Linked DNA regions of Homo sapiens: region 2 is linked to region 1. Evidence: read pairs that join two places in POLR2A ChIA-PET (ENCODE). Cell type or tissue: PC-9. All regions are shown on one strand. Each heading gives the region's core, and the rest is flanking DNA. Links, peaks and the distances in the headings are about the cores only.

What was found. Peaks named below come from ENCODE experiments on the same cell type or tissue, not always from the same donor. Only the 100,000 strongest peaks of a DNase experiment are listed, where the experiment ranks them.
Region 2: POLR2A ChIA-PET joins it to region 1 with 6 read pairs; 5 of 35 experiments call an interaction of 5 or more read pairs at or near these places.

What each region holds. Positions count from the first base shown.
Region 1 is chr12:123,516,693-123,521,077 of GRCh38, reverse strand. All of the region lies in intron 2 of RILPL1 (Rab interacting lysosomal protein like 1), which reads left to right. Among named protein-coding and RNA genes, the nearest start is that of RILPL1, 15 kb to the left of the region's middle. In PC-9, for the core only: no CTCF peak of the experiment used is centred there; DNase peaks (open chromatin) are centred at 1,317 and 1,767; H3K27ac peaks cover 1,817 bases.
Region 2 is chr12:123,287,065-123,291,449 of GRCh38, reverse strand. SBNO1 (strawberry notch homolog 1) reads left to right here. Exons shown (of 32, transcript NM_001167856.3): 32 at 1-2,341. Among named protein-coding and RNA genes, the nearest start is that of CDK2AP1, 17 kb to the right of the region's middle. In PC-9, for the core only: no CTCF peak of the experiment used is centred there; no DNase peak of the experiment used is centred there.

The DNA of each region.
Region 1 (4,385 bases), core at 82-4,081:
AGTTTAGACTGAGAGAGGGAGAGTGATTTGTTCAAGGTCACACAGCAAGTTAGTGGCAGAGTCAGAAGTGAACCCAGATCAGCTGAAATCAGCTCCCTGAAGGAAGGCTTCTGTCTCTCTGGGACCCTTTGACCCAGGGCTGCTGGAGACCCTGTGGTTAAGGCTGGTGGGGAGACTGAAATCACGCGCACCATGGATTGATCCGCCGTGGTGTTCCACTGCCCAAGAGCTTACGATTCCAGACAGAGGCCTGCCATGCATTCCTTTGCTCACCCTTTGTCTCCCTTATCTCTGATGGAGTGCCCACTCTGTCCCTGTTCTGGGCTTTGCCAGGTTGGAGGCAGGGCAGGGAGGCACATTCTGGGGCTTGCGTCTCCCTGCCGCGGTGACTTGGACATTAGAAAGTTTTCTAGCAGCAAAGTAAGCCTGGGCCTGGAGGACCCCGGAACCCTATCCCAATTTCCTTCAGCCCAAGAAGGAGGACTTTTTTGTTTGTTTGTTTGTTTGTTTGTTTGTTTTGAGACGGAGTCTCACTCCGTCGACCAGGCTGTAATGCAGTGGCGCAATCTTGGCTCACTGCAACCTCCACCTCCCAGGTTCAAGTGATCCTCCTGCCTCAGCCTCCCAAGTAGCTACGACTACAGGTGTGTGCCACCACGTCCATCTAATATTTGTATTTTTAATAGAGACGGGATTTCACCATGTTGGCCAGGCTGGCCTTGAAGTTCTGACCTAAGGTGATCTGCCCACCTTGGCCTCCCAAAGTGTTGGGATTACAGGCGTGAGCCACCACTCCCAGCCTTGCCTTTTCATGTCCGAATTGTCTGAATCATATTCCGTTCTATGGCCATACTGCATGTCGTTTGCCCACTCATCTATGGATGGACCTGTGAGACGTCACCACCTTTTGGCTGTTGTGAATCGTGCTGCTGTGAACATCGTGCTCAAGCTTTTGTGTGGACCTATGTTTTCAGTTCTTTGAGGTGTGTACCTAGGAGTGGAATTGCTGGGCCATAGGGAAACTATGTTAAACTTCTGACACTTCTGCAGGGCGCCTGGAGGCCTTGGACCCACAGGGCCTGGACCTGAGGGCTCTGAGCCGCTTCCCTGTGCATCAGTGCACGCATGCTCGCAGCGCCCTCCACCCAGGGAACTTTGCTTCCACAGCCTTCCAGATCCCTGCTGGGCTTGTCATGAATCAGCCCACACGTGAGCAATCTGAGACACACTTAAATGGCATCTAGCGTGGGTCCGGCTCCCAAAGGGTTAGCTCAGGAGGAGCACGGCAGCAGCCCTCCTGCCTGAGTGGAGAGACGGGGCAGATGCCAGGCATGCCTTTCGTGGTTATTTTTATTTTGCATGGGAAACCATGGGAACACAACAAGGAGAAGGCATGTCTTCCACCTGCTAGGGGAACAGACCTGGGACAGACAGGGTCCTTGGGAGAAGGTGGAGCCCGGGAAGTGACGGCTAAGAATGTGCTGGGCAGAGGCCAGGGGTAGACCGAGGACTTGGGGGTGTGCAGTCGTCCGATTCCTATGTGGGGGGTGAGGGGGTGCTGAGAGGAGCCAGCCCCGCATGGAACAGTGTGGCCTTCCCAGCAGTTCAACTTGGACACTGTGCTCAGAGGCACCTGGCAGGCTCCTGTACCCCCGGAAGTCTCCAGATTAAAAAGCACTTTGCTCCCGGCTGTTTGTGGCAATCCAGTTTGTCAGCTGGAGGGCAGCGCGCAGAAACTTGTTAGCACAGGCAGAAATGAATGACAGGTATGCAAGCCATCGCGCCGGGGGATGGGGTGTGAAGATTTGCTCATGGGTCTGGAAAAAAATCTTTGGGCTCTAAAGGAACAGCTTAGTCACCAGGGGAAGAGGAAAACTGACCACGTTGTCATTTTCTGAAGGGCATTACAGAACAACACTGCAACAAAAGAGAAGTCATTGTCATTCTTCTACTTGGCACATTCAAAAAAGTAAAACAGATGAAGTAATTTCTTTTTTCTTTTCTTTTTTTTTTTTTTTTTTGAGATGGAGTCTCACTCTGTCGCCTAGGCTGGAGTGCAGTGGGGCAATCTCGGCTCACTGCAACCTCCACCTCCCAGGTTCAAGTGATTCTCCTGCCTCAGCCTCCCGAGTAGCCTGGACCACAGGCACGTGCCACCACGCTCAGCTAATTTATGTATTTTTAGCGGAGACGGGATTTCACCGTGTTAGCCAGTATGGTCTCGATCTCCTGACCTCATGATCCGCCTGCCTCGGCCTCCCAAAGTGCTGGGATTACAGGCATGAGCCACCGCGCCCGGCCAGATGAAAGTATTTTCTATAATATATTTTACTGAACCCAGTAGATCCAAAACAGTAAGTATCCTTGTAACATGTAATCAATATAAAAATTATCAATGAGACTATCAATGAGATATTTTGCATTTTTTTCATATTAAGTCTTTGAAATGTGGTAGAATACATATGTATGTATGTGTGTATATGTGTATATATTCATATTCTATTGTGAAAAAATCTAACGTACATTTTACATAAAATTTACCATCTTAACCGCCATTCTCCCTTTTTTTTTTTTTTTGGACAGGTCTCTGTCTTCAACGCTGGAGTGCAGTGGCGCAATTATAGTTCACCATAGCCTCAACCTCCCAGGCTCAAAAGATTCTCCCACCTCAGTCTTCTAAGTAGCTGGGATGACAGGTGTGCACCACCACGCCTGGCTAAGTTTTAAATTTTTTTGGTAGAGACGGGGGTCTCACTATGTTGCCCAGGCTGGTCTGAAACTCCCGGCCTCAAGCAATCCTCCTGCCTTGGAGTCCCAAAGTGCTGGGATTACAGGTGTGAGCAACCGCACCCGGCCCTGTCTTAATCATTTTTAAGTGTACAGTTCAGAGGCATTAAGTACATTCACAGTCTTGTGCAGCCGCCACCACCATCCATCTCCAGAACTCTTTTCTCTCACAAAACTGAAACACTGTCCCCATTAAACACTAATTTCCCACCCACCACGCCATTGGCCCCTGGCACCCACCATTCTACTTACTGTCTCTATGGATTTAACTACTTGAGGCGTCTCCTATATAAGTGGAGTCATATCGTATTTTTCCTTTTTTGTCTGGCTTATTTCACCTAACATGTTTTCGAGGTTTATCCATTTTGTAGCCCATGTCAGAATCTCCTTCCATTCTAAGGCTGAGTACATTCCATTGTGTGCAGGCCCTACATTTGTTTATCCACCAGCTGACAATGGCAATGTGTGTTTTATGTTTGCAGCATATGTCCATTTGGAGAGGCCCCATTTCAAGTGCTCAGTGGCTGCTGGTGGCTACCGAATTGGATACGTTGAGCTCAACGGTGCTCTCAGAAGCGCGGTGGCTCATGCCTGTCATCCCAGCACTTTGGGAGGCTGAGGCGGGTGGATCACTTGGGGCCAGGAGTTTGAGACCAGCCTGGGCAACATGGCAAAGCCCCATCTCTACAAAAAATACAATAAGTAGCCAGGTGTGGTGGCGTGCACCTGTAATCCCAGCTACTCGGGAGGCTGAGGCACAAGAATTGCTTGAGCCCGGAAAGCGGAGGTAGCAGTGAGCCGAGATTGCCACCGCTGCGCTCCAGCCTGGGCAACACAGCGAGACTCGCAAAAAAAAAAAAAAAAAACAATAACAACAAAATTGCTGTGCCCTCTCTCTGGGCCTTTCTCCGTATGTTTGCCATATTGGCTTCTTGGGGCTGTCATAATAAATGACCACAAATTGGGTGACCAAAAACAGTTTACTCTCATAGTTCTGCAGGCCAGAGATTCATAGTCGGGCATCAGCAAGGCCATGCTCCCTCCAGCGCCTCTCAGCAGGAGTCCTTCCTTGCCTCTGGGGGCTGTCGGCATCCTCACCTGTGGCTACACCATCCCAGTCTCTTCCTCTGCAGCCAAACGTTCTCCTCCGTGTCTGTGTGTCTCAGCTCCCTCTCCTTTATCTTTTGTTGTTTAATGGGATTTTTTTGTTTGTTTTTTGTTTTGAGACAGGGTCTCACTTTGCCCCGCAGGCTGGAGTGCAGTGGTGCGATCTTGGCTCACTGCAACCTCCTCCTCCCTCACCTCCTGCTCAGGTAATCCTCCTGCCTCAGCCTCCCAAGTAGCTGGGACTACAGGCATGTGCTACCATGCCCAGCTAATTTTTGTACTTTTTGTAGAGATAGGGTTTCACCATGTTGCCCAGGCTAGTCTCAAGCTCCTGGGCTCAAGTGATCTGCCTGCCTCAGTCTCCCAAAGTGCTGGGATTACAGGCATGAGGCATAGCGCTCAACTTCCTTTGTCTTATAAGGACACCAGGTATTGGATTTAGGGCCTACCCCTCATCCCCCCTCATCCACCATGACTTCATCTTAACTAAT
Region 2 (4,385 bases), core at 308-4,307, 230 kb after region 1:
AGCCTGATGTTTTCACATTTTAAAAAATGCTTCCTGAGACTTCTTTAAGCTCCTCTAACTTCTTCAGTGCATTTGGGATCAAACTTAGCTCTTAGATCAGCAAACCTGACTTGCTTCTACTTTTGCAATTTTTCAGGCCTTACCATATTTCTTATCTCTGTCTTCCCACCTGATAGGAAAATCTTGCAGATTTGAAACAGTGGTTTCTGGCCTGCTGCTGCAGCAAATTCCCTATGTTTATTTAAGAAGTCGGGCCTATGCTTTTAACCTACAAATGATGAGTAATTTACTTGCAATGAACACAGGTAGCCTGCTGCTGTTTATAACCTGTTGAGGATATTTATAGCAGGCAGGAGGCAGGCCTAGTGTGTTATTGACAGGTGACTTTAGAGAATGTACATTGGCCGGGTGCGGTGGCTCACGCCTGTAATCCCAGCACTTTGGGAGGCCGAGGCGGGCGGATCATGAGGTCAGGAGATTGAGACCATCTCCTGGCTAACACGGTGAAACCCCGTCTCTACTAAAAATACAAAAAAAAAAAAAACTTAGCCAGGCGTGGTGGCGGGTGCCTGTAGTCCCAGCTACTCAGGAGGCTGAGGCAGGAGAATGGCATGAACCTGGGAGGCAGAGCTTGCAGTGAGCCCAGATCGCGCCACTGCACTCCAGCCTGGGCAACAGACCGAGACTCCGTCTCGAAAAAAAAAAAAGAGAGAGAATGTACATTAAGGAACAATTGTCCTCCAAAAGAGAGCCAAGCAACTGCTCTGGAGCCTCCTAGGCTGACTCTGCTGGAGGGTGAGACAAGCAGATTCCCATTGCAGCACTGGTCCCTGGGGTACCCTGAACGGCTGTGCTCTCCACCCTTGTATCGGTGAGTGGATCTTGTCTACATCAGCCGTAAGCCTAGAAGCAGAGCGGGATCGAGGCGTTTTTAATAATTCGAGTTGGGAAGACCCGGATGGTTCATCAAAATGATGGTGTTGAGCACCCGGGAGGCAGACATTGGGTATTTGTTCACAATTTTGCACCTGTAAGAAAATGTTCCTTTATAACTTTCAAGGATTGCCGTGAGCGTCTTTGGGGCCTTTTCATTCATGTACAAGTTTCATTCATTACTATTCAACTTGGTAGACTTGGTGAAAAATGTAAAAGCATTCTGTATTTGGATCAGTCTTGGGAACTAAATTTGTCGTGAATTGGGGCCTGTCACAGATTGCCTCCAGTGTGCATCCTCCACGCAGACCCTCCTTGCTCAGTCTCCCTCTGGCGCCCATGGGGAAGCCGTGCTGTGGTTGGCAGTGCGGCCATCTGGGCTGCCGCAACGTGGCAGGGCACCGTCCAGCAAGACTGCCCCTTAGTGCAGGGCTAAGCAAGGAAAAGAAGAAGCCCAAAAAGGCGGGTTCTTTTTGATACTTGTAATTCAGGCGTCCTCCAGAGTGAAGGCCACTCTGCAGGCCCCTGGTGAGAACCTGTCTGGCTTTTCCACTGCGGGCCCCTAACCAGTACCCTGCCCTTGTGGCCCATTTGTGCCTGGGCAGATGTTTCTGGCCAGCAGACACTGAAGGCCTTTTTGCTGTGACAGTATTTATGGCACTGAAGAGGATAAAGAAGCTTGAGCCCTCTTTCTGACTCCCACTTTATGGGGCAGAGAGAGCTTTTTTTCTACATAGCACATTGCAGTCTCACCGCTATCAGAAAAATATCCTGTTCATGGTTTATACTGAATTTGCAAACTACTGATATGATTTTTCAATAACCACTTGTATCTTCCATCATCCATGAGAGGTGGGAAGAGGTACACTGTATCTCTGCAATAAAACTTTGGCCAGGTTCTACCTCCTCTGAGCAAAGGATACTTTTCTATGTAGGTGTAGATGGTTCTCCTTTACTAATCTGACATGGTGCATCTGGAGACAACATCTGATGGGATCCAAAGACAACTTGAAACAAAGGTGGATGTCAGCTCTTGGTGTGTTTTCATTTGGTTCTCTTTTTTAAATCTCCCTTTTGTTATCGCTCCTGTTGTAGCGTGTCCATCAGTGTGTGAAGGGTGCGCCCTGTTCCAATGATACTGCATTGCTGCATCCAGCCTTTCGTGGGAGCACGGTACCAAGCGTCCGGAATTGATTATCCCAATCATTTTTGATATGTAACTGAAAAATTTGGTCTCATGCAATAAAAATGTACTGGCTGCATTTTAGCAAGGTTTATTTACTCTTGCAAGTAAAAACGATCAACCGTGAAGCGTAACAAATTCTGTATTTAGTTTTTTTTTCTGTTGTGGTGGTTTTTGTTTTGTTTTTTGTTTTTGTAAGATTCTAAATAAATTAAATACGAGTCACGGGTTGTGCTTTCTTTGCGCGCTGTCTTCGCAGATCTCATGAACATCTTCATAGTGTCTTTATAAAATGTAAGTGCTGTCACCGTGCCTTTGCAGATGGCACAGGCACTGAGTCAGGGAGCCAGCCAGGGTGGGGCGGTGCCCAGCCCAGGTGCAGTGTGTGGGCCCGGAGTGGGCTGCTGTCTTGGACTGCTGCGGAAGGCGGTGGGAGGGAGAAAGGGCTGGGATGCGAGTGGGAATCTGAGCAGCGTTTAGTGCATGGCTTGTCTGGGAGTTTCTCTGTGATTATTTCAAATACTTGGGAGAAGGATGTTCAAATTTTAGCTTGAAATGCGTAAGGGTATTCGATCAAATTTGTAAATAGCATTAATGTTTAGGGGGGATTTAACCTCCTGAATATATGAGATAATTGAGCATTAATTGAGGAACAAGTCAAAAGGAAGTGTTTTAACTAAAATTTGATTCAGTATTTTTGAGTTTGAAAATTGAAAGAAACAGGTTTTTAAATGTATAACCTTAATAAATTGTGCATTGGCCAGGCACGGTGGCTTACACCTGTAATCCCAGCACTTTGGGAGGTCGAGGCGGGCGGATCACCTGAGGTCAGGAGTTCAAGACCAGCCTGGTCATCGTGGTGAACCCTCGTCTCTACTAAAAATACAAAAAGCTGGCGAGCTGGCGGACACCTGTAATCCTAGCTACTTCGGAGGCTGAGGCAGGAGAATCACTTGAACCTGGGAGGCAGAGGTGGCAGTGAGCCGAGTTCGTGCCATTGTACTCCGGCCTGGGCAACAATAGCAAAACTCTGTCTCAAAAAATAAAAAATAAATTGGGTATTTATATGTTTTTTGTTTTTTTTTTTGTTTTGTTTTGTTTTGTTTTTTTGAGACAGAGTCTCACTCCGTCGCCCAGGCTGGAGTGCAGTGGCGTTATCTCGGCTCACTGCAACCTGTCTCCCGAGTTCAAGGGATTCTCCTGCCTCCGCCTCCCAAGTATCTGGGATTACAGGCGCCCGCCACCATGCCCAGCTAATTTTTGTGTTTTTATTAGAGGTTGGGTTTCGCCATGTTGGCCAGGCTGATCTCGAACTCTTGGCCTCAAGTGATCCACCTACCTTGGCCACCCAAAGTGCTGGGATTACATGTGTGAGCACCCTGCTGAGTATTAATTTGAGTAAGAAATAATGGCCGAAGGCCGGGCATGGTGGTTTAGGCATTTAATTCCAGCACTTTGGGAGGCCGAGGCGGGCAGATCATGAGGTCAGGAGATCGAGACCATCCTGTCTAATACAGTGAAACCCCGTCTCTACTAAAAATACAAAAAATTAGCTGGGCGTGGTGGTGGAAGCCTGTAGTCCCAGCTACTTGGGAGGCTGAGGCAGGAGAATGACGTGAACCCGGGAGGCAGAGCTTGCAGTGAGCCAAGATCGCGCCACTGCACTCCAGCCTGGAGGACAGCCAGACTCCATCTCAAAAAAAAAAAAAAAAAAAGAATGGCTGCTTGTAGTGGCTCATGCCTGTAATCCCAACACTTTGGGAGGCCAAGGCGGGTGGATCACTTGAGGCCAGGAGTTTGAGACCAGCCTGGCCAACATGGCAAAACCCTGCTTCTACAAAAATAAAATTAGCTGGGCATGGTGCCACGTGCCTGTAGTCCCAGCTACTTGGGAGGCTGAGGGGCAGGAGGATTGCCTGAGCTGGGGAGGTGGAGGCTGCAGTGAGCCATGATTGCTCCACTGCACTCCAATCTGGGTGACAGAGTAAGACCCAGTCTTAGAGGGTAAAAGATGAAAGCAAACTTTGGATCGTGCCTCCGCCAGCCCCCTTGTGTTTTTCTGTTAGAATTCCAGGCTGCTTTGACCTTCCTTCCCTTGGGGTTTTGCTCTCCCTCAGTCTTGTTTTTGCTTCACCTTGGGTTGGCCTGGGCCCTGTTGACATTTGAGCCAAGTCATTCTTTGCAGTGGAGGTATCCTGGGCACTGTCGGATGTTGAACAGCATCACTGGCCTCCACCCACAGATGCCAGGAGCACACATCATCCCCACA